Linked DNA regions of Mus musculus: region 1 is linked to region 2. A link is a loop called in an ENCODE intact Hi-C map of the cell type or tissue named here. Cell type or tissue: left cerebral cortex. All regions are shown on one strand. Links, peaks and the distances in the headings refer to the core of each region. The heading gives the core; the rest is flanking DNA. Region 1 holds the start of Tmem79 (transmembrane protein 79). Region 2 holds the start of Gm40089 (a long non-coding RNA gene).

Region 1 (15,441 bases), core at 2,863-10,862, 130 kb after region 2:
CATTCCCCACATGGTCTCTTCTCTGTCTTAGTTACTTTTTTCCCTTCACATGACCAATCCCCTTCAACTCAAATGCCATTTTTATGGTCCCAATCTAGTGGATGTACAAGCTGCAGACAGAATCAAGGATTCTCATCTGTTCTCTCAGGGAAGCCAGAGACTTCACTAGAGTACCATGAGGTCAGGAGGTTAAAGGTAATGTATATTAATTTATACCAGCAAAGCTACTCATAAAGGCAGGCAGGGAAATAGACTCTGTAGTTCAAGTCCCCAGCTTACTTGTTCCTCAGGCTAACGTTCTCTGGTTTGAACACTTCCTGATAAGCAGCTTTGTTGCAAAGGATGAGATCTAGCCGATGCACAGCCTCCACCACAGCCCTGCAGTGAAACAAAGAGCCCCTGAGTCAGACACATAGTTCACTTTGGGTGCCAGAATACAGATTCTAAAGAAACTCTGAAATGGGGAGGAGAGGGAAGGGGAGAGAAATGGAAGGGAAGGCTGAGGGTTAGGAAAATGAAGAGGCAGACTTCACTCAGATACAGCAGCCCTGCTCAAGGGATGTGGCAAAAATTAAGACATTGTCTGTCTCTCTGCCTGAGGAAGGCACTATTAGCATTTAGTGTATTCTACTAAAATTTTTCTGATACACAGATGAGCCTACCAAAATAAAAAAAAATTACCCTTTGGGGGTCATGATGTAATCCTAGGACTTCAAAGGCTGAAGCAGGAAGATTACTTACAATGACAACTTCAAAAACAGCCTGGACAATGTAGCAAGGCTCAGTGTAAGAAAATTACCCTACCCATGATGTCAACAGTATTAAGGTGGAAACCCCTCACAATAGGAAGAGTACCGACTTCCAGACACAGAAGCTCTAGGGTTCTAACCCTGACAAATTACCCAGCCTCTTAAAGGTCACCATATTAATAAAAATGAGTCACATAATGCAGGTACGTAGAATAGTTTTATAAGATTTAAATGTAACGATCTATTTACAGCTTTAGCATTCAGTAAACATTCAATTCAGAGCGATGGAGTGGATTCTTATATAAGAGCTTATCATCTCTGACATAAAAGAAAGAAGTTCTCAGTCTGGGAAGATGGCTCACTGGTAAGAACAATTAGTGTGCAAATGTGAGGATCTGAGCCTGAATTCAAGCACACACAGAGTGGACATGACTGTGAGTAACTGAGACTCATACATGCACAACCCTTTCATGTATATGCATATACTTTTAAAAAAAATCTTAACAAAAATAAGGCACCATGGGCTGGCAAAACTTGATGTCAGGCCTGATAACCCAAGTCTGACTCTGGAGCCCCACCCACATGGTGAGGGAGAAGACTGACTCCCATGAAGTCATGGGACACTCACCTGGAGTCATGAAGTTGTCCATGATTCCAGATGAGTGTCAGGGCTATTATGTATGCACAAGGGCAAATGCTTTGAAACAGCACACACACACACACCTGAGGCCAGAGGAGGGTGACAAATTCTCTGGAGCTAGAGTCAGAGGTAATTGTGAACTATGGGTTTTAAGATTCAAACTCTGGAAGAAAAATATGTACTCTTCATCTCTCCATTCTGAAACACAGACACACACGTACACAGATACACAGGTATATGTTTATTCATACTTTACTCATTATAACAAAACAGAGGTCTCAGAAAAAAAAAACCACATTTCTCTCATATTCAAAATCTCGTGTGTGTATAGATATACACGTATGTATGTGGGTGTGTGTACATGTAAACAAATGTGCCCATGCATATAGTATAAAATAAAAGAGAAGAAAATATAAAGGGATGAGGAAAGATTGAGTCCATGTAGCTTATGAAATATAAGGATAAGTGTTTTTCTAGTTCTAATTCTGTCCTGAGATTTTTTTTGAGTGAATTATAAATTTAATGTGAAGTATGCTAAAAGTATGCATATACACAAATAAATAAAAGCAAAAAAAAAAAAAAAAAAAAAAAAAAACCAACAAATAAACAGAACTGAGTGACCGTGTATAGTCCCAGCATTCACGAACTAGGGGGGCACATGAGACTGTCTCAAAGAGGAAATGGTGGCATGGCCTGATGGCTCAGTTAAGGGTTAAGGCTTTGGATGAAGTCTGCTGACGACCTCAATCTGTCCCTGAGTTCTACAGAGTAAAAGGGAAAAACTGACTCCCAGAAGTTGTCCTCTAACCACCACACAAGCTCTGGTACTTAATGGCACAAGTATGCCCATACTCGTGTACATACGAAATAGATGAACAGAACTTTAAAAAAAAAAAAACACTTCAGCTGGGCAGTGGTGGCGCACACCTTTAATCCCAGCACTTGGGAGCCAGAGGCAGGTGGATTTCTGAGTTCAAGGCCAGCCTGGTGTACAAAGTGAGTTCCAGGACAGCCAAGGCTACACAGAGAAATCCTGTCTCGAAAAAACCAAAAAAAAAAAAAGACTGTAGGCTTGGAAGCAAACTTCATGGGCTCTAATTTCATCTCTATTCATAACCAGCTCTGTGGTATTGCATATACTTCAGCTCACCTTACTATAAAATGGAAATATGACAATTAACTGCTTTGTTAAAAAAATATAACACTCATGACAATGCTCGGTAAATGTTCAATAAGCATTAATTTCCCTCCTTTTTGTTATATAATTGAGGTGTTTGATTCTAGAAGCTAAGAGGCAAGTGAGCCACCATAGCAAAGACAGCCACAGAAACTATACCACAGATGCCTAAGAAGTCCCCAAAGTAGGCTCTTCTCTAGTTTACACAAAAGTATGGCAAGTAATAGCTATGGAAGCAGGCAAATTAAGCTCTGCTGTAGACACAAAGGCAATCCAAACACAGACTGACGATGCCAGAACAAACCAAGATGTGCTCTTAGGCCAGAGAAAGTGGACCACAGCAAGCCTGGACTCTGTATGACCCAGTAGCAAGCACACTACTAAAAGCTACCCTACATAGGGCCAAATGACTGACAGCACCCAGCTGAACGAGTGGGCTGGAAATCAAAGCATTCTCACAGACAAGCTTGATAACTAAATATTCTGGAGTTCAGTCACCTTTCAGGCTACCTAGAAGTGAGAGCCAAGCCCTTTCTGCCAAGCTGGACTTCAATGCTAGAGGCAGCAGCTTAGTCCCTTGGACAGGGTGAGTTTGTTAGGGACAGGATCTTGCTGTCTTCATTCTCCGAGTTCAAATTCAAGTGACTGTCCTGTCTAGGCATCCTGAGCCCAAAGGGGCTTCAGTACCACAGGCAGACTTAATAAGAGTATAGGTGTTTTGTTTTTTTGTTGATGCCACTTGAAGACTGAACCCAGAGCCTCCACTAACCTACTACACCCCCAGCCCAAGCATTTGTACTTTTATGAACAGACTCCAGAAATTTCATTACATTCTCAATTATGTATTTATTTATCTTTTGTTTTTTTTTTTTTTTTTCCAAGACAGAGTTTCTCTCTGTGTAGCCTTGTCTGTCCTGGAACTCAGAAATCCGCCTGCCTCTGCCTCCTAATTACTGGGATTAATTAAAGGCGTGCACCACCACGCCCGGCCTCAATTTTTAAAAAGAGCTCCAAAGAGAAACACTTAGCTCTGGGAGTACTTAGCACCTCTTCCCCATTCTCTATCAGACCATAAGCTTCTTCAAGAAACTATAGAACCTTGCCAGAGCGCACGCCTGTCGTCTCAGCACTCAGGAAGCAGAAGCAGGCTTATCTCTGAGTTCCAGCCCAGTCTGATCTACAGAGAGAGCTCCAGAACAGCCAGGGCTCAAGAAACAAACAAAACTATAATCTCCCTTTGAAAAACCACAAAAATTAGTCTTGTCTCAAATCAAAGTCGTACAAATATTTCTAAAATAAGTACAGAGTTAATAAACCTAATAAATTCAGTGGTGTTTATAGATTCCCCAGCAACCCCTTTCTTCCTTCTTTTTCTTTGGATAGCCTTAAAAGAAATCAAAATGCTCTATTTGTAGATTGCTAGCTTCAGGAGTTTTTCCAATTTTCTGAAACTCAATGACAGCTCCACAGACTAACACATTTATCAAAAGTCAGAATGTCATCACCAGTGCCTTACACACACACACACACACACACACACACACACATGCATGTACACACACCAAACACAAACATAACAAAACTGGCTGCCTCAGTTGTTTACCCTGCTCAAAACCAACACAGTCACAGATAACCCCCCCCCCACACACACACACACATACCCACATACATACATACAAGTCACATACTGCAAGCAACCTGTCACACACCAGCTCAACCTGTCAGTCCTGAGAAAGGAAGGTGTGAGAAATTGAGAAAGCTGGCCTGACACAGTCAGAAGATTGTCCAGAGCCATTCCCCAGGCTGGAGACAAGCAAGGAATATCGAAGACACTGCCCACGCTGTGTCTGACAGGCTGCTCAGCACTTCGAGGCATGACTGGTTACACAAGCCATTTCTGGAGAACTCCTCGGCCTGGGGATCACTGCTTGGGGCCCCTTGGTGGGATGGAAGCCGTGGCATCAACTTCCTATTTCCAAACAGGCCTACATTCCCTTTCGCCTCCTAGCTTACAAGGCCAGAAGAGGCAGAGCACATGAATCAAGCAGCTCTGGGTTTTCTCATGGCAGCCTCCATTCAGCAGGGCCTGAGGTAAGACGGAAGCTGGAGCTCCACCTCCTACTAGAAGGCAGAACAGTCAGCGTGGTCTCCACTCTTCATCTTCCCATGACTCAGCTCTGCGATCTACGTTTTACCTACACTCTGTGGACATGAGATCCTAAGGAAGAACTGAGTCACAGGGTGCCTGCACCGATGAACCCAAAGTCCTCCTTCCTAGTCAACAAAATAATTAGCCTTTCTAGTCTTTATTCCAACTCAAGAGTCCACAAAATGTAAGCCATAATGGATTTCATAGTGTATTCAAATCAAACCTATATATGTATATAAAATTTGAAATTTCTTTCTTAAAAGATTTACCTTTAATTTTTGTGCACTGGTGTTTTGCCTACACGTATGTCTGTGCGAGTGTCAGATCCCATAGTTACAGTTAATGAGCTGCTATATGGGTGCTGGGAATCGAACCAGGAACCTCGGGAAGAGCAGCCAGGGATGAGCCATCAATCAAATTCTGTTTTTTGTTTGTTTGTTTTTCGAGACAGGGTTTCTCTGTGTAGCCCTGGCTGTCCTGGAACTCACTCTGTAGACCAGGCTGGCCCAGAACTCAGAGATCCACCTGCCTCTGCCTCTTGAGTGCTGGGATTAAAGGCGTGCGCCACCACGCCCGGCTCAAATCCTTCCTTTTAAGGAAGAAACTGAGGCCCAAGGTCACATAGCGAGAGGGGCAAATGAAGGACATGAACCTGGTTTGGAGGACGTCAGTCAATGGCTGTTTCCAGTAAACCACAGGTGCCCGGTAGGGTTCTGAGCACCAGTCCCTTTCGGGTCTTCTCCACCCGTGACCCCCATCCTCAGCTGCCCCCAATTCCCACCGGCTCTCTCCAACTCCGCAAAGCCCCGCGTCACGCTAGGCTCACCGCGGCAGGGGTTCCTGCACTCGCTTCAAACCTCCCACCCACCCACCCACCCACTGCTTCTCAGCTCCTCCCGGGACGCCCGCCCGCACCCCGCTGCACCCCCGCCCTCGCCCGGCCCGCCCGCCAGCCGCAGGCCCCGCCCCTCGCCGGCCCCGCTTCCCCGCCGCGGCTGCACACACACACCCTGGCCCTCTCACCGGTAAAGCCGCTTGGTGTGGAGGACCTTTGCCTCGGGTTCGCTGCTCTCCCCTGGAGGAGGGCCTTGGCTCATGGTGCCTGGGCCCGAGGGCACCTCCTGGTCACAGGCCCCCGCCACCCACCACTGGCGCCTCCACTGCCGTCTCCAGCTGTACCCGCAGCCGCCACTGCCGCCGGCCCTGCTCGGCCGCCATCGCTGTGAGGCGGCTGCCTGAGATGGCTCCTCCTCCACCTATCAAATCTCGCGATAGCTGCCGCCAAGCCGCGGACCGGCGACCAACCCACCAAGTCTCGCGAAAAATTGCCTTCTCTCTCCGGGAAGTCAACCGAGCTGGTTGTGGGTGGCATGGCTTCTGCTGGGCTTAAGTCCTCGGGGGACACTTTATTGCCACAGATGTAGAGAAACTGAGCGTTCTAGCGCAGGCTCATCCGCCTAGCTCGTCGGCAGCCGAGGCAACCTGCAGCGAGTTCCCACCCTGCTACGTGCAGAGACCCTGTCTCAAGTTTAAAAAGAGCGCGCTGGCGAGATGACTCAGCGGCTAAAGGCGCTTGCGGCCAACCTGAGCCCGACCCCTGGAGCCCGCATGGTATAAGGTGAATTGACTCCAGCAGGTTGGCCTGAACTTCACACGCGAGCTCCGTGTCACGCTCCCTAGCCCCCAAAATAAAATGAATTTAAAAAAATTAAGTTTCCAGGGGAAAAGAAAAGAGACCGTAGAGTGCAAAGCTCGCCATGGGACAGCTAGGTGCTGGAGAAGTGACTACCCACATGGCAGCTCACAACCATCTGAAACTCCAGCTCCAGGGGGTCCGAAACCCTCATACAGACATGTTTAGAGGCAAAACGCCAAAGTGCATAAAATAATAAAACGAATGGGCCAGCTATCATTGAATCAGACATCGTTGCAGAAGAGGGGCAGCGAAAAGATTTTAAGATCCGGAGGTTGTGGAGATCGGCATGCACAAGGTCAAGTCAGCTGCCAAAATCCCAGCGCGCCTGAGGGGTGGCTCCTGAAGTTGCTTGTTTTTTAAAGGAATTCTTCCCGAGAGAGTTATTTATTTATATTTTGTGGGTGCATGCATACAACATACACGTGGCCAGAGAACTTGGGAGAGTCAGTTTTCTTTTAAAAGTGTGGTTCTCTGGGGAATCAGACTCAGGTAGTCAGGCTTGGTGAGCCATCTTGTCAGCCCTATTGTTTTCCTAACTATAAGGCGGATCTTTGGGGTTCTCTCTCTCTCTCTCTCTCCACATTATAATGGCAATGTATATACCACTATGCTCCTGGCTCCAGCCACCAAGTCTCCTTTCTATTCCTCAAACTGCCTCAAGTCTTTTTCCATCTGTTGGCTGCGCTGTTCCTCTACAGGGAACTTCCACTGGGTTTCAGCTTCAGTCACCCTAAAGAGGCTCTCACTACTGAAATTCTACTACTGATTTGGTGTGAACTTTAATGTTGGTTACCTGAACAGCTAGAAACCTTGTCACTTTGTTCTTTTCTGTACATGTGCCTAGACTAGCACTTTTTTTGTTTGTTGGAGTGTGTGTGTGTGTGTGTGTGTGTGTGTGTGTGTGAGAGAGAGAGAGAGAGAGAGAGAGAGAGTCTCTACATAACTCTGGCTGCTGGACCAGCCTGGCTTCAGACTCAGAAATCTGCCTGCCTCTGCCTCATGTGCTGGGATTAAAGGCTTGTACCACCACAGAAATAGCGCCTCATTAATAATAGATACCCAATAAACATTTACTGGATGAACAAACTTGCAGTGTCATCTTTTAGCCAATTTACTCTGAGCACCCTTTGATACACAAACCCACTTTTATACCCTGATGCTTCCCTGAGCTGGAAGCTCTTACAGATCCCAGAATACATTAAGTCCACACCTCTGTGCCCAGCTGCACCCTTACTTTCAAAAAGGATGACGTCCTCCTGTAGAGTCCTTCCAGTAGGCAGATTCTGTAGGGCAGGGCCTGCGCCTTTAATCTGGGCCCCACCCGCTCTGGTCAGACAGGTTTGGAGACACAGGCAAGGGAGGGAAACTGGGAAATACTTGCAGAGCCAGCCAGGAGCTAGGCAGCTCCTTTCCGGAGATCCTCCGCCTCTTTGCAGATGGAAAGTAAGAGGGTATCATGGATCCAAAGGGCAGGGGTAGGAGGGGCCCAAGAGGTGAACGAAGGGAGCCCAATCCAGAAGCTGTGAGCTGGAGGGTGGCAGGGGAGGAAACAAGAGGAAGGCTTGGGAACGGCCACACTAGAGCTGGGAGTCTGAGTGGAGCCCAGCCCAGCTGAATCGGGTGAGACTGGCAATGGGAGAGTTCAGAAAATGACCGACTCCTGGAATGGAGACTGAGGAACCGAGATCTGGTGTCGAGTTCCTGGAGGGACCTGCAGGTCAAAGGGCAGGTGGAAGGAAGGGGGAAGGGCCAATTTCTCTATCTATAGGGTGACCCTTGGCTGTAGAGAAACTCCGCCTAGTCCTAGACACCTCAGCCTCCCATTCCAAAGCCAGGGTGGCCAAAAATCCGGGAGTTTTAGTGGAGAGAGTAGAAGGCAGGTGTGGGTATAGACAGGCCACACCTGCCTCTGCTTGTGCCCCCTGACTCACCCTTGTCCTGCTGGATGACATTTATTTTGAAAGGGATCCTCCATTTCGCTCCTCTGCTGCCCGCCCGCCTCTCTGTTTCAACACCTTCCTCCCCACAGTGTTCTCCCTAGAGTCCCATGAGGCCAGCTTCTCTGGGGAGTTCTAGGTCTGAGAAACTGTCCTGGGGCCAGAAGACTAGGTATTCTCACAGAACTTCTCCCACTGCCTATAGGATGACATCGTTCTGTGGTAGCCCTCGGAACTGAAGCCTCACAATGACAGAACCGGAGACACTGGCCCTGCTGGACATGAAGGAACCCGAGACTCCAGAGAAGAGCCCACCGCAGGCTTTAGTCCTGCAGTCAGAGGAAGAAGGTGGGACTGAGTCCCCTGGAACTGAGTCGCTCAGAGTGGGGTCTTCAGTAGGGTCTCCTATAGTCAGAGAGGGGCCTGAGGATGGTCCAGACAGCACAATAAGTGAGGCTGCCACTTTACCCTGGGGAACTGACCCCCATCCTAGCGCCCCACTTCCGGATCCCCCGGGCTGGCGAGATATTGAACCAGAGCCCCTAGAGTCAGAGGCACCTACTAAGTCGGAGGAGCCATTCAAAGAGGATGCCAACCTGCTCCCCGAGAAGACAGTTAGGGCCTTCGTGCCCATTGATCTACAGTGCATCGAGCGGAAGCCACAGGAGGAGCGCATCCTGCATCGCGACGCTGGACCAGGCGAGCTCAGGAATTTCCTGCCAGCTCGACTCAGCCACCCTGAGCCCCCAGAGCGCAAGTGGGCTGAGGCCGTGGTGAGACCCCCTGGCCGGTCCTGCGGGGGCTGTGGAAGCTGTGGAGGTCGTGAGGCACTGAGAGCTGTCGCCTCGGTGGTGGCGGCCCTCATCTTCTTCCCCTGTCTGCTGTACGGAGCATACGCCTTCCTGCCTTTCGATGCCCCGAGGCTGCCCACCATGAGCTCCCGCTTGGTTTACACCCTTCGCTGTGGGGTCTTTGCCACCTTTCCCATCGTACTCGGTGAGTCTGGCCCCGTGGAGAAGGGCTACCTGGGAAGTGGATTACAGAGCTTTCGACTGGGTGGTTTCTCTTCATTCTGCTGGAACCACTCAGGGTATCCTGAACCTGCCACTCTCTGTCCTCTCCTCCAGGGAGCTCTTGTGTCCACTCTGTAGCCCCGACCCAAAGAGCTATCTTCTGGGAAACCCATCCCAACCTTCCTGCCTTTTCTGATCCCATGTGCTTACCCTCTTGATAGGGCTCCTTGTGTACGGGCTGAGCCTATTGTGCTTTTCTGCGCTTCGGCCCTTCGGCGAGCCGAGGCGGGAAGTGGAGATCCACCGGCAGTACGTGGCCCAGTCTGTGCAGCTCTTCATCCTCTACTTCTTTAACCTGGCTGTGCTTTCCACCTATCTGCCCCAGGACACCCTCAAGCTGCTCCCGCTGCTCACCGGTCTCTTTGCCATATCTCGGTGAGTCGGGCGGGGGCTGGGGTGGCCATGGCTGGGGTAGGCATGAGGAAGACATGATTCCAGATCCTCCAGGGAGCTGAAGGTCTGCAAACCTGAGGTCGGGGATGGGAGTCGGGGTGGGGTGTTTCTGGATGTGCACCAGGCAGTGATGAGCTTGCTGTCTGTTGAGCTACACTGGGTAGCAGTTGGTCTCAGAGCCATGGCAATGGGGAGCTTTTGACTTTTTTTTAGTATAGTGTTGAATCCATTGCCTTGCGTACTCTAACCTCATTTGTCATTTAGTGTGTTCACTGAAGCTACTTTACTCTGAAACTCTCCATCCAAATAGCTTTAAGAATTGGCCTCTAACTGGGCGTGGTGGTGCACGCCTTTAATCCCAGAATTTGGGAGACAGAGGCAGGCGGATTTCTTAGTTCGAGGCCAGCCTGGTCTACAGAGTGAGTTCCAGGACAGCCAGGGCTACACGGAGAAACCCTGTCTCGAAACAAACAATCAAAAAAAAAAAAAAAAAGAAAGAAAAGAAAGGAAAGAAGGAAGGGAGGGAGGGAGGGAGGGAGGGAGGGAGGGAGGGAGGGAGAGAGAGAGAGAGAGAGAGAGAGAGAGAGAGAGAGAGAGAGAGAAAGAAAGAGGGGCTGGTGAGATGGCTCAGTGGGTAAGAGCACCTGACTGCTCTTCCGAAGGTCCAGAGTTCAAATCCCAGCAACCACATGGTGTCTCACAACCATCCTAACGAGATCTGGTGCCCTCTTTTGGAGTGACTGAAGACAGCTACAGTGTAGTTACATATAATAAATAAATAAATCTTTAAAGAGAAAGAAAGAAAGAAAGAAAGAAAGAAAGAAAGAAAGAAAGAAAGAAAGAAAGAAAGAAAGAAAGAGAGAAAGAGAAGTGAATGGATTGCCCCTACCCTGACCTTCGTGAGGCCAGTTCCTGCACTTAAACAGCCCCCTCTAGTGGCTGAATGGCTCTGATACCATTGCTCTCTGGGTGCGAGTAGAGCCTTGGTTAAGAGCACTGGCCTCTCCATCCAGAGGCCAGTTAACTCTCACTGAGGTCTCCTTCCCCTACCCCCATCCCCCTTTTTTTATATGATTTGAAGTCATCAATAAATTTTATTTATTTTTTTAAAATTTATTTATTAACTGTATATAAGTACACTGTAGCTGTTGTCAGACACTCCAGAAGAGGGCATCAGATCTTATTATGGGTGGTTGTGAGCCACTATGTAGTTGCTGGGATTTGAACTCATGACCTCTGGAAGAGCTGTCACTGCTCTTAACCACTGAGCCATCTCTCCAGCCCCCAATGAATTTTATTTTATCTCATTGAGACAGGATCTCAATCAGACCCACAGTGGCCTGAAAATATGTCAATCAGTCTCCTCTCAAACTCTCAGCAATCTTCCGGCCTCAGACTACTGAATATTGAAAGTGAGCTTTTTGTTTTGTTTTGTATTGGGACAGGGACTTTACATAACCCTGGCTGTCCTGGAAAGAACACACTGTGTAGAGCAGGATGGCCTCAGCCTCACAGATCTGCCTGCCTTTGATTCCTGAGTGCTAGGATTAAAAGCCTGTGACACCACACCTAGCAGGATCTTGGTTTCTTTATCTGCAAAGGGTAAATACAGGACACAGTGGAGCTAAGAATTAGAATGGAGCCTGGTGTGCAGGCCTGGGGTCCCCGGTAGTGCTGTATTCAGGCAGGAGGACCCCCCCCCCACACACACACACACATGTTGCCATTCCAGGGCAACATAGTGAGACTCTGACTCAAATACTAACTAAAAAGTAACAAGCAAAACAGCTGAGAGTAAGGGGAGACACCGGGTTAGGGATGCTGTTCAGTTACTGGGGTAGCACTGCTGGTAGAGGCCCTGTTAACCCCTTCACTTGGGAGGATGAAGGCAGGTCTAGGGGAGCTGGTGGTATAGCTTAGCTCTGTGAAGCCCTGAACCACCACACATTACTTTTTGTCAGTATCTCCAAAACAGATGACTCAAGAAACTGTAGCACTGGATGCCTAGGGTGGGGGCTGAGGAGAAGGTGGGAAATAGAAAAGGGGGAGACAATATCAAAGTTGAATCCTCAATTCACTCTCCATCACATAAATGAACATTCAATTGTAATTTAATTAATCATGAAATTAAGTTTTGCCAACTTAAATTTTAAATAGTAAGTAGAAGACCGGAATAAGAGTCTCACTTCAGCGGGGCAGTGATGGTGCACGCCTTTAATCCCAGCACTCAGGAGGCAGAGGCAGGCGGATTTCTGAGTTCGAGGCCAGCCTGGTCTACAGAGTGAGTTCCAGGACAGCCAGGGCTTCACAGAGAAACCCTGTCTCGGGGGGAAAAAAAGAGAGAGAGTCTCACCTCAGAGAGATGTGGGAAAGCAGATATCAGGGACATACATATAAACTGGGTGGGTGTTTGGAGTAGTATCGGCGCTGGCAACCCTTCCCGTCTAGTCTCTCACTGTCCGCTCTTGACTCTTGTTCTGTTTCCACAGGCTGATATACTGGTTGACCTTTGCTGTGGGCCGCTCCTTCCGAGGCTTTGGCTATGGCCTGACTTTCCTGCCACTCTTGGCCATGCTGGTGTGGAACCTCTATTACATGTTTGTGGTGGAGCCAGAGCGCATGCTCACTGCCTCCGAGAGCCGCTTGGACTACCCTGACCATGCTCGGTCTGTTTCCGACTACAGGCCCCGCTCATGGGGCTGAGCCACCTAGAGCTGCACAGGGGGCTTTCGGCACTTCCCTGGAACAGTTGTAGGCCTGGCCTTTGCCCAGGCAATGGACCTTTGATGCGAGGAACCTTGCTACTTCCCCACTGGGGCCCCAAATACCCTTACTCTCTCCTAGCCGCTGCTTTACAAACCCAGAGGATGAGAGCCCAAGGTCGAGACTGGAGAAGCACACTTCCTTCTTGGGCAGCTTCCCACCATGGCACAGGTGCTATGGCGGGATGGTCATCTCACTCCCTAGCTTCCTGTGGGTCAGGAGTGCAGAGCCACAGCCCACCCTGAACTGTCTGTGCCAGTGAGCGCCAAGGAGAAGGAAAACCTGCCTTAGCCCGAGGGTAGAAGTTGATGTCATGTCAGATAGTTGGTGAAGACCTTTCTAGGGGGCCTGGTTCTGGACCCGCTACCACTGGCCTCAAGACTCTTTTGCCTCAGTCAAGACTGTTATATGTAGCTGTTGTCTTTCCTGTCCCAACCTACACGGGTCTCTGTAACATTCCACTATTCAAACTTCCAAGGAGTCCCACTCTCAGGGGGCGGGGCACAGAGCTAAAATCTCCAAAAGAACTGGGTGTGAACTCACATGGTGGCTAGGAAGGCAGAGCGCCCTCAGCCCAGCATATAGCTGTGAGTATGTAATAAATCACTGCCAGGCTCCTGTGGCTCGTTCATTCTGCTCCTCCCCCACCCCCACCCTCAGGCACAAGTTACCTCCTAGCATCAAGGGGTACAAAGGAGGACTGGGGAGAATCGGGCCCTCAAAGAGAAACTAACTGCCTTCCAAGCCTCTCTCTGTCTTCCTGTTTGTTGAAACCGTCCCAAACCAGCCCAACAGCACTCACACATTAAGAGATTGGATCTAGGCTGGAGAGCTGGCTCAGCCAGTCAGAGTACTTGCTGCTCTTGCAGAGGACTCTGGTTCAGTTCCCTGGACCCACCTGGTGGGTTACAGTTCCATGGGATCTAGTGCCCTCCCCCATCCCACACTGCACATCCATACAAACAAAAGACTCACAAATACATAATAAAATACATACATCTCATTTAAAAATAAGAGAGACTGGAAATCTTGTATGGGGGAAATGTCTATTTCATGCCCCTTAGGGCAGCCAACAGTCACTCATGTAGGCCTTCAAGTTTCATCCACAGGAAACGGGAGTTTGGGAACCCGTGAGCGTGGCCTCTCCGTGGGTTTGGAAGGACAACTTACTGGGAGCACCCCAGTAGGTTGAGGCTGGCTTCTGAGGTTCTGCAGAAAAGCAGATCATGACCCTGGGCCCCCCACCCTCCGACAGTCTGAGACACTGCCCTTCCCTCTGGAGAGTGGGTTTCAGTTTATGGACTGGTACTCAGAATACCGCCTGTGGCGCAGCAGCAGAAATAGGCCTCCCCCCAGGAACATGAGTCCTGGGGCTCCCAGGGCTACCGCCATGATTCCGAGGACTAGTGGAGAGAAGATATCCACCGGAGGGAAGCCCATGCCCAGAAGCATTGACCTAGAGCAAGAGGGTTTAAAAAGCAAGCTTAGGAAGGCAGGCTGAGCGGCTCAGCCTTTCTCCACTTTGACCAAACCCTTAGTTCTTACCAGCAAAGGTAGTATTGGTCCCAGTAGCCAGGGCCCGTGGGAGCCCCAAAGGTCAGATTGAAGGCACAGAAGTTGTTCTGGGACCCGAAGAAGGCTTGAACAATTGGTGAATGAGGGAGAGAAGATGCCAAGGTGGAGTGAAGAGTGGAAGCCTGGCAGGGGAGGGCTGATTCTCGGGCCCGCTCCTCCTCAGAGAAAGCCACTGGTCGCCATTGCATGAAGCCAGATGGAGAAGAGCCCCATAACAGCTGGTTCAGCTGGAGAGACAAGCAAAGGAGGCAGGGTGAGGAGGACCAACCTGTACCAACACCTCTGCTTCCCCAGCTCTCCCAGAAGGCATATCAGCAGTACAGGCACTAAGTCACCAAGAGTCCTCAGTACTAAGTGTAGTTGTAGAAATGACATGCTAGATGTAGGAGGTCCAGTCTCTCCTCTACAGAGAGAAACTGACATGAACGGAGCTGCAGCCGTTCAGCGCTCGCTCCCTCTGGGCCCCGGGTTAAGGAGCATCCCAGCTGAAGATCTTGGAAGCACTGGTTTTGTCTGCTTCCTTGGAGGGCACAGATGGCAGGCAATAGACTAGTGCAACCCCATACTAAAAGGAGCCAGAGAAAAGTGTTGTTAAATAAGAAATCCGGACCATAGCCAGGCGTGATGGCGCACGCCTTTAATCCCAGCACTCGGTAGGCAGAGGCAGGCGGATTTCTGAGTTTGAGGCCAGCCTCGTCTATAGAGTGAGTTCCAGGACAGTCAGGGCTATACAGAGAAACCCTGTCTCGAAAAACCAGAAAAAAAAAAGAAAAAAAAAAAAGAAAGAAAAAAGAAACCCGGACCAGATGTGGCAGTGCGTGCATTTAATCCCACCTCTCAGGAGGCTGATGAACCTTTCTGAGTTCAAGGACAGCCTGGTCTCCATAGCAAGAGTTCTAGGTCAGCCAGCCAGGGATACTTAGGGAGACCTTGTCTCAACAAACAAACAGAAAACCCTTTTAAAAATGGGTGTTGTGGTGGCTTTAGGGATGGCTCAGTGCTGAGAACTTGCTGCTCTTGTAGAAAATCCAAATTCAGTTCCCAGCACCCATACCAGGAGGCTTACAGCTATTTGTAATTCCAGCTCCAGGGTACCTGATACCCTCTTCTTGCCTCCATAGGAACCTGTATGCACATGCACCCAAATACACACACATAAAAAACAAGTCTTCTGGGGCTGGAGAGATGGCTTAGCAGTTAAGAGCACTGGCTGTACTTCCAGAGGACCTGGGTTCAATTCCCAGCACCCTCACGGTGGCTCACAACTGACTGTAGCTCTAGTTCCGGGG
Region 2 (15,441 bases), core at 4,836-12,835:
TCAACCTTATGCAGGCCACCAGAGATACATAGTGAGACCCTGTCTTTTTTCGTTTTGTTTTGTTTTTTTCAAGACAGTTTCTCTATATAGCCCTGGCTGTCCTGGAACTCACTCTGTAGACCAGTCAGGCTGGCCTCAAACTCAGAAATCTGCCTGCCTCTGCCTCCCACGTGCTGGGATTAAAGGCAAGCGCCGCCACACCCGGCTTTTTTTTTTTTAATGTAATACTGTTTATTTAACTTCAAAAACATTTCAGCATTCTGAACATACAAAAAAATAACAGAATGTTGCAAATTGCATTTAGCTCCAGAGGGTTCTTGGACTTCCACTGATGCAGTAGTTCTTTGCTTTGCTGACAACGATGAGTTCTACAGTTTCTTTAAAAAGTTTAAAAAGTGCATGGTGGCGCACGCCTTTAATCCCAGCACTCGGGAGGCAGAGGCAGGCAGATTTCTGAGTTCGAGGCCAGCCTGGTCTACAAAGTGAAATCCAGGACAGCTGGGGCTATACAGAAAAACCCTGTCTCGAAAAACCAAAACCAACCAACCAAACAAAAAAAGTTTAAAACCTACTGCACTTAACTAAAAAAACTCCAAACACTTCTCATGCTGTCCTACCCCTCCCCCATCCACAACTAAGAATGTCAAATGTCAGCAGAATGCTATGCCACCGTATACAAAAACAAGACAACCTGGAGCCAAAGGATGCTCACCGCAGTATCAACAGGTCCAGCCTCACAGTGCACACCCTGAGCTATGCCCCCTCCAAAAGGCATCTTCCCCTCAGAGCCTCCACGCCAAACAAGGAGCATCAAGAATCTGTCTGGGTTGTTTTGTTCTCTTTACCAACTATAGATATGTACAGTTGAAAACTCAGGTTTTCTAGCCAATAACCATATAGTTAACACTACCTTACGAGTTGAGAACAAAATGCCAGAAACATCTTCAAATGCCTTGTCACACCAACAGCCAAGTGCACTGAGTGAGGAGGACTCGAGAGTGCCTTTTCATTTAAAAAATGGAGTTATGTACAACTTTGATACAGCTTCAGGGCACTCTGGACACCCACAGCCACTTCATGTAAACCACTGACACATTGAGAAACTACAATATGATCCTGATCAAATTTTGTAATTAAACCTAACAAGGGCAATAGACACAACTCAAATAAGAGATGTGTCAATCACAGCGCTCTCCTACTCTAAGGTAGTCACAAGGAGACAGAGCTTTTATTCATCATCTTCCTCTTCCTCCTCCTCTTCCTCTTCCACCTTTATCTGGGCAACTTTAGCAGGCCCCTTGGCCCCCTCAAACTTCCCTTTAGACTGACAGTCAGCGACACCCTTCTCATGCTTCTCCTTCAGCTTTGCTGCCTTAGTGACGCAGGCTGCTTCACTCTCACTCAAGTTCTTCCACATCTCACCCAGATTTTTTTTACCACATCTCCAATGGAGATGCCAGGGTTTGTGGATTTGATCTTGGGGCAGAATTCAGAGCAGAATAAGAAAAATCCAGATGGAGGTCCTTTGAGGCATTTGGGTCCTTCTTCTTGCCTCTTTTAGCTGCTATATAATCTTTCATCTCCCAATCATAGCTTATTTTATCTGCCTTTGCCATTTCATCAAACTCTTGATTTCTCTTTGCTAGACACGGTCTTCCACCTCTCAGAGCACTTCTTGGAAAACTCCACAAAATTGACTGCAACCTCTGGGTTTTTCTTCTTGTGTTCTTCCCTGCGTGTCTGCATGAAGAAAGCATAAGCAAACATCTTGCCCCTTGGTTTCTTGGGGTCACCTTTAGCCATCCTGGCTGTATTGTTTGCTAGTCTGGGCAGCGCAGGGCACGCCTTTAATCCCAGCACTAGGGAGACACAGGCAGACAGATCTCTTGAGTTTGAGGGCAGCCAGAGTTACACAGAGAAACCCTGTCTCGAAAAACAAACAAACAAACAAAAAACAAACAAAAAGAAAGAAAGTAAGGGAGGACAGAAGGTAGGAAGGTAGGAAGGTAGGAAGGTAGGAAGGTAGGAAGGTAGGAAGGAAGGAAGGAAGGAAGGAAGGAAGGAAGGAAGAGCCGGGCAGTGGTGGCGCACACCTTTAATCCCAGCACTTGGGAGGCAGAGGCAGGGGGATTTCTGAGTTTGAGGCTAGCCTGGTCTACAGAGTGAGTTCCAGGACAGCCAGGGCTATACAGAGAAACCCTGACTCGAAAAAACTAAGAAAGAAAGAAGGAAAGAAAAGAAGAAGGAAAGAAAGAAAACGGATCTGTAATTGTACCAGAAGGGCCTGAACTTTCCATATGTCTTTCCAAATGCCAGAATTCTTGTCAGGTTTTGCAGGCAGGAAAAACAATATCAATGGGAAAGGAAGGGCCAGGCATGATGTTTAATCCCAGTTTAATCCCAGCACATGGGAGGCAGCAGCAGAAGAATCTCTAAGAGTTCCAGGCTAGCCTGGGCTGACCCTGCCAAAAACAACAACAATATCAAACACACACACACACACACCACCACCACCACCACCACCACTACCCCAAAATCAACAGGAGTAAAATCAATAGGAAAATGAGAACTGAGATCCAGCTGAAGGAGGCTGGGGGTTTGCCAGCATCTTGAATCAGCAGACTTCTGGTGTGCCAGGCAAGAGGTGGTGGCACGTGCCAAGTGAGGGATTGCTATAGTTGAGAACTTCTCTGAGGGCTTTGGGGTACCAGCTGAGACAGTTCCTCTCAGACCATGTTTACAGACTGAGGGAAGCAACAGAAACAGATTTCTTTGTCTCTGATGGATCTTGAAGGCTGGAATCTTAGGTCTCTGGTGGCTGAGGAAGGAATGGAATGAGTTATCCTGCCTGCGGCAGCTGTTAAAGGTTGAGTCCTGGAAGTTGGTCTGCCTTTGGTGAGTCTTGAAGCAAGGGTATGTGTGAGGGCTGAGCGCTAAAATCACCTGTGCCTTTCATTATAAAGCTCAGACGAGAAAGTGTCATGAAGCCTAAGGTATGTCTGAATTTACTGAGAAACCACCTGGTTCTCATTGGCTGAATGGGGTATGCAAATAAGGTGAGACTTAGGACCAACCAGTGAAGAGCCCTCAATCTTAAAAGTTTCCTGCTGTGCGCAGTTGCTGTGGGTCTGCGCAGGCTTGTTTCAGTGCCTTAGGCTCTGACTGCCAATTCTGTTCAGCAGGGGTTTGTGCGGCTGGGTCTTTTGTTTCCTTTAAGTCAGCTGCTGTTTTGACAGCTGTCAGCAGCCAGCTCTTTGCCCCGAGGGAATTCAGTTCCATCAGTAAGAAAGTCTGGCATCAGATGAGTTTCCTATCAGGGACCCATCCTCCCCCAACTCTCATTGTACAGTCCCCACCAAACTCCAAACTAAAATCAGCCCTTCTTTCTTTAAGTTGTTGGGGAATTTTTTTTCTTTGTTATTGTTTGCTTTGTTTTTCCAGACAGGGTTTCTCTGTGTATCCCTGGCTGCCCTGGAACTCGCTCTGTAGACAAGGCTGGCCTTGAACTCACAGAGATCCACCTCCCTCTTCCTCCCTACTGCTGGGATAAAGCTGTACTCCACCATGTTCTCAGATGTCTTGCCAAATCTGCGAGATAAGTAGCTAACACAGTTGGTTCTGTGAGACAGAGCCTCACTCTGTAGCTCCGGCTGGCCTGGAACTCATGAAGATCCTCCTGCCTCAGCCTCCTGAGTTCCGGGATTTCCAGCATGAGCCATAGTAAGCATATTTGTTTTTCAGATTAAGAGAGTTTTCTCCTCTGAAGTTTATCTATCTCTAGCTACACATATGCAAACATTTAACAAATGATGCTTGGTATAGAAGTGTCCCAAGCTTTATGAAGGTATATATATATATATGTATGTATATATATATACATATATATATATATCTTCATGTCTCATATATATATATATCTTCATGTCTCATATATATATATATCTTCATGTCTCATATATATATATATATATATATATATATATATATATATATAAAATGACATGCAATATGATGTTTTAAGATATGTAATCAGTGTAAAACAATGATCAAGCTAATTAACTGTGGGCAGCTATTTTTTCAAAACTGAAGGGAGCTTCTTACTATTGAGGAAGTAGATGAAATAAGGCTCAAGCAGTAAACAAGGTCTCAGGAAGCTCCTTAAACCGAGAAGATCCACGAGGCAACATAAGCAGTAAGAACAGCTGGGCAGAAGAGATTTGCAGACCCTCCAGGCCGTGCACGGAGCTCTAGGTGTGCAATGGTCAGGCATGCAACGGTCCTCAGCCCTACCCCAGCTGGGGGTGGCTTTTAGCTTGTGCAGCTCCTTTGAGTCACCGAAGCTTCTATGAGGAACTCTCCTCCACGCACTTGTAAGTAACATCAGTAAACTCGCTGGCTTATTAAAGAGACTTGGGGGCTGGTGAGATGGCTCAGTGGGTAAGAGCACCTGACTGCTCTTCCAAAGGTCCAGAGTTCAAATCCCAGCAACCACATGGTGGCATACAACCATCTGTAATGAGATCTGACTCCCTCTTCTGGAGTGTCTGAAGACAGCTACAGTGTATTTACATATAATAAATAAATATATATATATATATAAAGAGAGACTTGGGCAGAATAACTTCTTTCTCTTGTTTTCTTTCTTTCTTTCTTTCTTTCTTTCTTTCTTTCTTTCTTTCTTTCTTTCTTTCTTTCTTTCTTTTGAAACAAGGTCTCACTTTGCAGCCCATGTTAACCTGATCTTGTTATATAGACCAGGCTAGCCTTGAGCTCACAGAGATCCATCTGCCTCTGCCTCTGCCTCCCACTTATTAGGATTACAGGGACGAGCCACCACGCCTGGCAACTTCCTGAGTGCTGAGGCTGGAAGCCACAGAGGTCTCTTTGACCCCCACATCCAACCTCGTAACAACTGAAGGGAGGCAAGAGGGTAGTTAGGTTCAACATGACTAAATAATGGGTGTTGGTTCAAGATCTGGAGTCTGACCCCAAGTGGTTTATTTTAGGCCTACTTAAATTAGCACCGCACAATTTGGTTTAAAGCCTTATTCTGGTAATCATTAACTCAATCCCGAGTTCACAACAAAGCATTCCTAAATAGCTTTAAAAAAAACAAAGTGAGCTAAACACAAACCAGGCATGACGACAGCGAACTCTTTGTGAGGTCCACGAAGATAGGTTCTATAGATTGAGAAAAACAAATTAACGATAAGGGTCTACGAGATGATCTGGTGCTGGAAAAGTCTCTGGCTACACAGGGCAAAGGTCACCAGCCTTCTGGACACATAAGGCTGTGCATTCCTTCCCTACGGGAACAACCATGTGTTTAACATTCCAGACTCCTCTAGTGCTTCTCTGTGAGCACACAGACCTCTGTGTGGCCTACAGGAAGCTGAGGCTGAGCCGTGTGAGGGTGGCACGTCCCTGGGGTGCTGCACATCTGTTCCATCTTCTCATGTGGTATGGGGTGCAGTGATGGTTTGAATAGGAATGGCCCTTATAGACTGTATGATAGGCACTATTAGGAGGTGTGGCATTGCTGGAGGAAGTGTGTCACTGTGGAGGTGGATTTGAGGTCTCCTATATGCTCAAGCTGTGCCCAGTGTGACAGACAGTCCCCTTCTGCTGCCTGCAGATCAAGATATAGCACTCTCGGAGACCCCTCCCGCACAGTATCTGCCTGTGTGCCGCCATGCTTCCTGCCATTAAGGCAGTGGACTGAACCTCTGAACTGTAAGCCAGCCCCAATTAAATGCTTTCCTTTATAAGAGTTGCTGTGGTTGTGGTGTCTCCTCACAACAATAGAACCCTAATTAAGACAGACAGCAAACTAGAACAAGTTCCCTCCACCCACATCATGTATTCACAAAAGCCTGTGACTTCAGCTTCTAGGGGATATGTTGGTTAGAGTTTCACTGTTGTAAAGAGACACCATGACCGCAGCATCTCTTATAAAGGAAAATATCTAATTAAAGCTAGCTTTCAGTTTCAGAGGTTTAGCACATTATTGTCATGGTAGGAAGCATGGTAGCAAACAGGCCAATATGGTGCTGGAGATGGAGCCAAGAGTTCTACATCTTGATCCACAGTCAGCAAGGAGAGACTGTGTCTCACACTGCACTTAGATTGAGCATAGGAGACCTCAAAGCTCACCTCCAAAATGGTTATCTCTACCTTCTAATAGTGCCATTCCCTATAGCCAAGCATGCAAACACAGGAGTCTATGAAAGAGTGGTCTCCTGAGTCATTGCTGTCTCTGAGGCTCACTGCCTCTGTCTGCTAACCCAGGCCTAGTCCTGGAAGCCCCTAGCCTCTGTACAATCTAACCTAGATGGTTAACTTGGTGCTAAGTGAGCTCACCTTTTCTTGTTCTTTCTGAGCTCTGGCTGGCTGGTTCAACTCCGCTGTCCTGGCTCAAGCTCCTCTCCAAGCTGACTGATTCAAACTGGCTTCTCTCTTGGTCTCTCCTGAATTGCTCTGCCAGACCTCAACTAACTCTAGCAATCTGTTCTAATCTTCTGGCTCCTTCTCATTCTCTGGCTTATTCTGTCTTAATCTATGTCTGCCTTGATCTCTGCAACCTGCCTCTGTAAGACTCTTCCAGTAAAACTGCCTCCTTCTTTTTCTCTCTTTGCACTGCTCTCCTAAGTAGCTTCCCTTTCCTCCCTCTTGTGAGAGTTGGGCGTATCCAGTCTGTCAAGTCTTTCTCTGATTTGTCACTTTGTCTGCCACTCAATTAGATATCACATTGAAACATCCCATTGGTGCTTCCTGCTACAAAGTTATGTTACTTTCATTGTTTAGGATTAAAGGTGTATACCAAGGATGTGTCCATATTCCAGCCAGAGGGTTTAAAGGTGTATGCTAAGGGCTGAACCACACCATAATTAGAAACAGGTTGTTTTTTTCGTTAGGTAACACAATCTTGGAGTTCATATGGTAATCGAATATCCTGCAACAAGTCTATGGGGGCCATTCCTATTCCAATCACCACAGGGGATTTGATGCACGTGGCCCCAATTTATTATTAAAAATAATAAATACATCTTAAAAAAAAACAGAAATGGCGGCTGGAGAGATGGCTCAGCTGTTAAGAGTACTGACTGCTCTCTTAGAGGTTCTCAGTTCAATTCCCAGCAACCACATGGTGGCTCACAACTATCTGTAATGGGATCTGATGCCCTCTTCTGGTGTGTCTGAAGACAGCTGCAGTGTACTCATATACATAAAATAAAGAAAATTTAAAAACAAACAAACAACAACAACAAAAACAGATTGAGGGCTGGTTAGATGGCTCAGTGGTTAAAAGCTCTGGCAGGAGACCCGGGTTCAGTTCCTAGCACCCAGATGGTGGATACCAAGTTCCAGGGGATCTGATACCCTCTTCTGACATCTGCAGATTCCTGCATGTATGTGGCATACCACATACATATACGAAGGCACACACATACACACAAACAAACAAATAAATATGAAAAAAAAGGAAAGAAAGGCAAAGAGAAAAAGAAAACACCACCTGTATTCCCAGATCAAGACATTAGTGTATTCCTTGTGTAAAGAGGCACTTACAATAGGAAAGAGACACATGGCTGCTGTCTGCTGTGTCAACCTCGGATGTGGCGGGGCACATGGGGAAAGAGAGGGAGATATGAGGTGCTGCTTGCAGGATGCAAGTGGCAGGGAATGGAAATGGCACGTGTGCTCAACAGCCTTTCCTGGGACTTCAGTTCAAGAAGCTCAGTAGCTACCATCCGTTCTTAAAACAAAGGCAGCCTGAACTGAATCGACACAGGCCAAACCAGTGCCTAACGGACAGGCTCACACGAGCCACTGAGAAAGTCCTACAAAGAGCAGAGACTGGAAGACAACAGAAGAGGAAGAGGCTTAGAGCCCTGCTGTACCCGGAGCCACATCACCAGCCCCAGTAATTCCTTCCTTCCCTTCTTTTCTTCTTTCTTTTATGAGATGGGGTCTTACTGTGTGGCAGTAGCCCTGGCCGGCCTGGATCTCACTGAGTTCCACTTGCCTCTGCTTTCTGGATGCTGGAATTGAAGGTGTGTGCCACCTTGCCTTTCAAAAAGAAAAATGAATGTTAAAACAATCAAAGGGATTAGAGAAGGGCCACACAGACAAGGGAGCTGTCTGGGTCACCTAGAAAGAATGTGGCAAGGTCTGTGTCACGCTGGTGTTCCTTATGGGGGTGGGGGAAGTTAAGGAAAAGTCAGATGCTGTGAGTTTTGGATGGTTCCAGAACTTTCACTGCAGTTCACCGATAAATAAGGTAAACTGTAGAGATGCCAGAGCACTTCCTGTTCTTACAGAGGACCTGGGTTTGACTTCCAGAACGCACATGGTGGCCCACAATCTTCCATATCTCCATTTTCATGGCATCTTGTGCCCTCTTCAAATCTCTGAGCGTGCCAGTCACATGCATGTGACATGTGACATACATACAGGCAAAAGATTCACACACACACACACAAATAAAATAAGTACATTAAAAAATAAAACAGTACAGGTGAAAAAAAAGATTAAGCATAGGCCATCAAGACGGCTCCGTGTGCGAAGCATTTGCCGTACAAGCCTGACAACTTGGGTTCCATCACCGGAACCCACATAAAGGTGGGAATGATGCCTCAGGGTATCGTCTGATCTCCACATAGGCACTGTGGTGTGTGTGTACCCCACATACGCATCACACACACACACACACACACACTAACAGACTTAGTGTGGGGGCTAAAGAGATAGATCAGGGAGCTGGAGAGATGGCTCAGTGGTTAAGAGTACTGACTGCTCTTCCAGAGAACTCAGGTTCAGTGTCTTACAGTGATCTAGAAAACTATAGCTTCAAGGGATCTGAAGGCTTGTTCTGGCCTCTGAGGGCACAAGATACACACAGTGCATTTAAACACACATAAGTGAAACATTTGTATACATAAAACCCAGAAAATGAGGTAAAATAAAGTAGAGATTGTTTGAAACGGAGCGTATGCTGGGGATGAAGACTGTCCGCGAGACGAAGACCCTTTCAACCGCCAGGTGTCGCTGTGGGAAAGGAAAGAGCTACAGAGCTAGCTGGCCAGAACTGGGGCCTCCAGCGGGTTGATTAGACCTGTGAGCCTAAGCTGAGCTGAACAGTGCATGCTGGCCCTGAGGAGACCATCGGAGGGGAGATGTGAAGTATCCTCATAGCAGGACGACAAAGCCAGGTGGATTGTGGAAAAAACGGCCATGGATTCTGGAGGCAAGGTGCACTAGTGTACCATCCATGATATACCCAAAATTGCTCTTTTTGTAAGGTTGGTTTTTGGGGATTTTTGAGACAGGGTTTCTCTGTGTAGCCCTAGCTGTCTTGGAACTCACTCTGTAGATCAAGCTGGCCTCAAACTCAGAAATCAACCTGTCTTTGCCTCCTGAGTGCTGGGATTAAAGGCTTGTGCCACTACTACCTGTTTTTTGTTTGCTTGTTTTTTAATTTTGTTTTGTTTTGTTTTATATGTATGAGTGTTTTGCTTAAATGTGTGTCTGTGCTCTCTATGTGCTGGGTACCTTCAGAAATCAGAAGAGCCTGTTGGATCCCTGGAGCTAGAGATGTGAGCTGCCAAATGAACGGTAGGAATCTAAATCGTGTCCTCTGGAAGAACAACAAATGCTCTTAACCACTGAGCCATCTCTCCAGCCCCAGGAAATATATATATATATTTGGAATGAGAGGTGTCCTACACAGACTCCTAACTTGTCAAGCTCCTGAGACTAAGTGGCTACTACTGTGGCTAGTGGCCCAGGACTCAGAAAACATCTGTATCCTCTTTCTTTCTTTCTTTCTTTCTTTCTTTCTTTCTTTCTTTCTTTCTTTCTAAGATTTATTTATTTATTTTATGTACATGAGTACACTGTAGCTATGCAGATGGTTGTGAGCTTTCATGTAGTTATTGGGAACTGAATTTTAGGACCTCTGCTCGCTCCTGTCGGCCCCACTTACTCCGCTCTGGTCAACCCCACTCCGACCCAAAGATTTATTTATTATTATAAATAAATACACTGTAGCTGTCTTCAGAAGAGGGCATCAAATCTCATTATGGGTGGTTGTGAGCCACCATGTGGTTGCTGGGATTTGAACTCAGGACCTTTGGAAGAGCAGTAGTGCTCTTATCCGCTGAGCCATCTCACCAGCCCCTGTATCCTCTTTCTACAGCTCAGAGAACATTATGAGAAAAGCAGCAGAGAGAATGTAAGAGATGGAGCAAGGATTGGAGCGCTGGGAGCTACTTACTCAAGAGGAAAGGTCATTAAAACCCAGGAAGTAGAACAAACTTACAAATTCTAGGAAGCACCAGAAATGTACAAGATTGACAAGGCCTCCTCCCAAGGTGATGCAAACCATAACAGCACCTGGGTAGAGGTGCAGACCAGTCAAGCTGCCTAAGAATTGTTCAGAGATTCCCGGGGTGCAACTTTTATGGCTTCTCTTGCTGGGCTGGGAAAAGCCCAACACAGTCTGGTGATAGACTCATGATAATTGCATCCTGGAAGCTCTCTGCAATGACCTACCTTGTTAGATAATCTCTGGGAGGGAGGGACCTGATGAGTCTGTTAAGTTTCAGGGATTTCCTGAGTTTTGGTTATCCTCTCTCCAGGGTGGACATGTTTCTGTTTGGAACAACAAAGCTGCCTTTGAGTTAACATCTGGTCAGGTAGTCCCTGACTGATGGAGATTTGATAGGTCCCTCATCCCCCAAGCATACACAAAGCAGCAAGGACTGCTGAGAGATGCTCTCAGACAGGCTGAGCTACCTAGAAGCTGAGCTCAGTACAACTGCCAGGAAGAGGCCCAGAGCACCGAGGTATGTGGAAAGCACGCTCTCTAAGACCGGGTGCTACATGCAGGTTGTGAGTGTGCTTTGGGCTCCCAGATTTTGAGCTGTCACTCATGCTGGGGGTAGGCTGTTTGCTTCTGTAAGTAACCCTGAAACCTCTGATAAAGCTCACTTGTTCACAGACTTGGACACTGGTGGTATGCACACTTTGGTCTGTCTTTGATTCCCTATTTGGGGTGAGTAGACATTTTTTTCACATTTCCCCAGAGTGTTACACAACAGTCAGGCTGTGTCTCAGGAGAGTTGACCAGCTATGAGTCAGGACATGAGTGCAGAACACTTCTTATTACAAGAAGAAAATTTCCCTCTAGGACCAACTAAAGGCTTTACAGAAGCAGGAATCTATGCAAATTAAAACCAAATGGTAAGACATTTGACAGACAGACAGACAGACAGAGACAGGGAGAGGGAGAGGGAGAGGGAGAGGGAGAGGGAGAGGGAGAGGGAGAGGGAGAGGGAGAGGGAGAGGGAGAGGGAGAGGGAGAGGGAGAGGGAGAGGGAGAGAAATAAATATGCCCACATCAGGTAATTTTGTGGGACAGAATCCTGACCGTCCATCCTCCCCCATCCCCCGCTGGCCTGAAGTTCACTGCATGGACAAAGCTGACCTTGAACTCACAGGGATCCACCTACTAAAGGTGTGTGCCACCATGCCCAGTGGCTAGCTGACTGATTTTTAAAATTCATGACTGGACTTTTGGGACTGTGGTTACCAGATCAGGTGTCCACACAGACCCCTGGCCTCTTCTCTTCAGACTCAACGTCCCCACTCAGAACTGCTGTTGTGTTTCCTGTGCTCCACCACAGGCTGCCCTTGCCAAAGTCTCCAAAGCCCCACAATGCAGTCTGTTAACCCAATGCCACATCTCTTCTCAGTCTTCACTTCACTTGACCTTGTTTGCCCCAGGTGACTCACCCTTCTTAGCCAATTTCGATGATTCTTCCTCTCCCTGCTTACTGGGCCTGTCTGCACTCACATCTGAGAGGCTTCCTCCAGGTCAAAGGCTTTGGATATCATGCACAAAGCAGTAACCCACAGGTCGTTTCTTTGCTTTAGACCTTTGTTATCCATTTGAAAGTCTAATGGCATCTCAAGGTTAAAGAGAGCAAGCCAGCATGGGGGCTCCCACCAGTGATTCCAGTACTTGAGAGATGGAGGCAGGAGAGCAGGAGTTTAAAGTCATCTTTGGCTACATGGCAAGTCTGATCCTCAACTTTCAAATGTTCTTACAAACTTTGCCATCAGCCCCGATGACACCTTTTGTCCGGTTTCCCAGGCTTCGAATCCCTGAGGCATTCTGGATTCTACTGTCTCTTCTGTCCCACCTTAGCTCACTGGAAAGATCAATCTATTTTTAAAAATATTTATCTTATTTAATTTATATGTATATATCTGCTCGTATGTATGCATACATAAATATAGGTTCCTGTGAAAACCAGAAGAGGGTATCAGATCTCTGGAGCTGGAGAGACACATGCTGTGAGCCACCAGTTGTGGATACTGGGGTCCAAACTTGGGTCCTTTGTAGGAGCAATATGCAGTTGTTGTTGTTTTTAAAGATTTATTAATTTTATGAGTATACTGTAGCTGTCTTCAGACACAGGTATCAGATCCCATTACAGATAGTTGTGAGCCACCATGTGGTTGCTGAGAATTGAGCTCAGGTCCTCTGGAGGAGTAGTCAGTGCCGTTAACCGCTGAGCCATCTCTCCAGCCCTGTAGTATGCAGTTTTAACATTTTTTTCTGTGCAGGGAATTGTGTGTGTGTTGTGCGCGCACACACATGCATGGGTGCACCTGTGTGTGCATGTAGGTGTACAGAGGCAGGGGAAAACATTAGCATTATCCTCAGGAAGCCAGTTCACCTCCTTTAAGACAAGGTCTGTCATTCACCTAGAGCTCACTAGTTAGTTTAGATGGCTGACTATCAAGCACAAAGACCCTCCTGTCTCTGCCTCCCCAGTGCTGGGATTCCCAGAATGCACCACTGCACCTATAATTTTCTTTAAAGGATTTATTTATTTATTATATGTAAGTACACTGTAGCTGTCTTCAGACACCCCAGAAGAGGGTGTCAGATCTCATTATGGATGGTTGTAAGCCACCATGTGGTTGCTGGGAATTGAACTCAGGACCTTCAGAAGAGCAGCCAGTGCTCTTAACTGCTGATCCATCTCGCCAGCCCTGCACCTATAATTTTTATGTTAATTCTGGAGATGTAAGTCGTGTCCTTGTGTTTATGAGGCAAACACTTCACTGACTGAGCTATTTTCCACTCTAGATCCTGAAGGATCCTCAAGGATCTAGGTCTTATGAATTCTAAGAAAGCATTCTACCAAGGATTTTTTTCCTTCCTTCCTTTCTTCCTTATTTTATTTTCTCCTTTCTTTCTACTTCCTTTTTTTTTTTTTTTAGATTTATTATTAAATTTTCCTTTTGGGGTTTAATTTTCCTTTATAGGTTTTTGCCTGCATGTATATCTATGTACCACATGTGGTTCCCACGGAGACCGGAAGAAAGTGTCAGATTCTCTGAGACTGGGATCAAAGACCTGTGTCACCACCACCCGGGTTTCCTTTTCTTCTCCTCTCCTTTCCTCTCCTCCTCTCCTCCTCTCCTCTCCTCTCCTCTCCTCTCCTCTCCTCTCCTCTCCTCTCCTCTCCTCTCCTCTCCTCCTCCTCTCCTCCTCTCCTCCTCTCCTCCTCCTCTCCTCCTCTCCTCCTCTCCTCCTCTCCTCCTCTCCTCCCTCTCCTCCCTCTCCTCCCTCTCCTCCCTCTCCTCCCTCTCCTCCCTCTCTCTCCTCCCTCTCCTCCCTCTCCTCCCTCTCCTCCCTCTCCTCCCTCTCCTCCCTCTCCTCCCTCTCCTCCCTCTCCTCCCTCTCCTCCCTCTCCTCCCTCTCCTCCCTCTCCTCCCTCTCCTCCCTCTCCTCCCTCTCCTCCCTCTCCTCCCTCTCCTCCCTCTCCTCCCTCTCCTCCTCTCCTCCTCTCCTCCTCTCCTCCTCTCCTCTCCTCCTCTCCTCCTCTCCTCCTCTCCTCCTCCCCTCCCCTCCCCTCCCCTCCTCTCCTCTTCTCTCTCCCTCCCTCCCTCCCTCCCTCCCCCCTCCTTCTTTCTTTCTCAGTGATCTTAACTACTGAACATGTCTCCAGCCCCATTATCCTCCTTGTTTCCCTGGACAGGAAGCCTCACTGGACCCAGAGCTCACCCACTGGGCTAGACTGGTGGCCAGCAAGACCCAAGAATCTCCTGCCTCAACCTCAGAACTGGATGATAGGGGCTCACTGCTGCACCTGACTTTTTCACATGACTGCTTGGGAATCGAACCCAGGTCCTTGAGCTTGCATGGTTATTGCTTTCCCGCCTGAGCCAGCTTCTCAGCCTTTTCTTTTTGAGACAAGGTCTCCTGTAGCCCAGTCTGGCCTTGAACATCCGGTTGTGTGTGTGTGTGTGTGTGTGTGTGTGTGTGTGTATGTGTGTGTGTGTGTATTTTGTTTTGTTTATTTGTTTTGAGACAGGGCCTCACCAGACAACTCTAGCTGGCCTGGAACTCACTATGTAGACCAGGCTAGCCTCGGACACACAAAGATCTGCCTGTGTCCACTGGAACTAAAGGTCTGAGCTACCACATATTATTGCCTTGAACTTCTAATCTTTCAGATTCCACATCCCAAGCTGGGATTACACTTCCCTTCCTTGTCACAACATTGATGGCCATCAGAAGTAGGAAGGGAGGGTGTCCAGGGCCCACTCTCTCTCTTTCTCTCTCTCTCTCTTGGCCTCTCCAGAGCCTGATGACAGAGAAAAGAAGTCTTGTGGGAATCACCAAGAAAAGTCCCTCTGCCTGTCCAGACCGACTATGGGTGGTGCCCCCACCCCCAACACACACAGCTCAGTCTCAGGCCTTTTCACTTCTTGGGCTTGTTCTCCACACCTCGTTCCAGTCAGTGCCAGTTGGCACCCCTTCCTAGAGACTGAGACTGAGGTCGCACGAGTATGGGGGAGGGGAGGTAGTGGGCAAGAGCCCAAGGGGAACAAGGGCCAGGACGTGGGAGTTGGTGGTCAGAGCTGGGTAGCCAACAAGGCAGTCCTCATGGAGTGAGGAACAGGACAGGCAGGGAAGTCTGGGGACCTTTGGGAAGGTGGGTGGGGTCTCACAGGGCTGCTTTCCTCTATATTCACCTCTTAAGCTGCCCCTGGCTAATTCTCTCTGGTCTCTTTAAGAGCTGCCTGGGAACTGGGGCACTGGAGGGGGCTGGCAGGCCCTCTCCCCCACCATGCCTGCCCTTGCTCGCTCCGCCCCTGCCTGGTACAGACTCTGCTGGAATTCTCGGACGCCTGGGTTAGGGGTCTGTACTGCTGGGGGTAAGGTGTGAAAGTGGTGGGCAAGGGACCCGTGATCCCCAGGGGTGGAATGGGAGTGGGATGCCAGGACACGGAGTGTGCGTGTGCCTGATTCAGGACATCATAGTGTGTGTGTCTGTGTGTGGCCTCTGCCAGGGCATGGGGGGCAGGGCATTCCCAAGAATGATTCTTCAGTTAGTTTGCCTGGGTCTCTTCACCTCC

The links. Peaks named below come from ENCODE experiments on the same cell type or tissue, not always from the same donor. Only the 100,000 strongest peaks of a DNase experiment are listed, where the experiment ranks them.
Region 1: a loop joins it to region 2, with 2.6 times the contacts of the local background. A loop is called at or near these places in 3 of 42 quality-filtered maps.

The regions. Positions count from the first base shown.
Region 1 is chr3:88,326,795-88,342,235 of GRCm38, reverse strand. Tmem79 (transmembrane protein 79) reads left to right here and starts at 7,803. Exons shown (of 4, transcript NM_024246.5): 1 at 7,803-7,854; 2 at 8,554-9,344; 3 at 9,583-9,796; 4 at 12,304-13,583. The coding sequence starts at 8,597. The coding sequence ends at 12,517. Smg5 (Smg-5 homolog, nonsense mediated mRNA decay factor (C. elegans)) reads right to left here and starts at 5,976. Exons shown (of 22, transcript NM_178246.3): 1 at 5,739-5,976; 2 at 280-378. The coding sequence starts at 5,812. It overlaps Glmp (glycosylated lysosomal membrane protein), which reads right to left. Exons shown (of 6, transcript NM_020003.1): 5 at 14,123-14,379; 6 at 13,605-14,033. The coding sequence ends at 13,868. In left cerebral cortex, for the core only: a CTCF peak has its summit at 10,761 (motif pointing left); DNase peaks (open chromatin) are centred at 4,691, 5,396, 5,990, 10,758 and 1 more place; H3K4me3 peaks cover 2,643 bases; H3K27ac peaks cover 2,498 bases.
Region 2 is chr3:88,460,946-88,476,386 of GRCm38, reverse strand. It overlaps Gm40089 (a long non-coding RNA gene), which reads left to right and starts at 10,252. Exons shown (of 4, transcript XR_867446.1): 1 at 10,252-10,373; 2 at 10,641-10,847; 3 at 11,003-11,056; 4 at 14,058-14,293. It also overlaps a transcript of Sema4a not described here and the pseudogene Gm5979. In left cerebral cortex, for the core only: a CTCF peak has its summit at 9,043 (motif pointing right); a DNase peak (open chromatin) is centred at 9,048.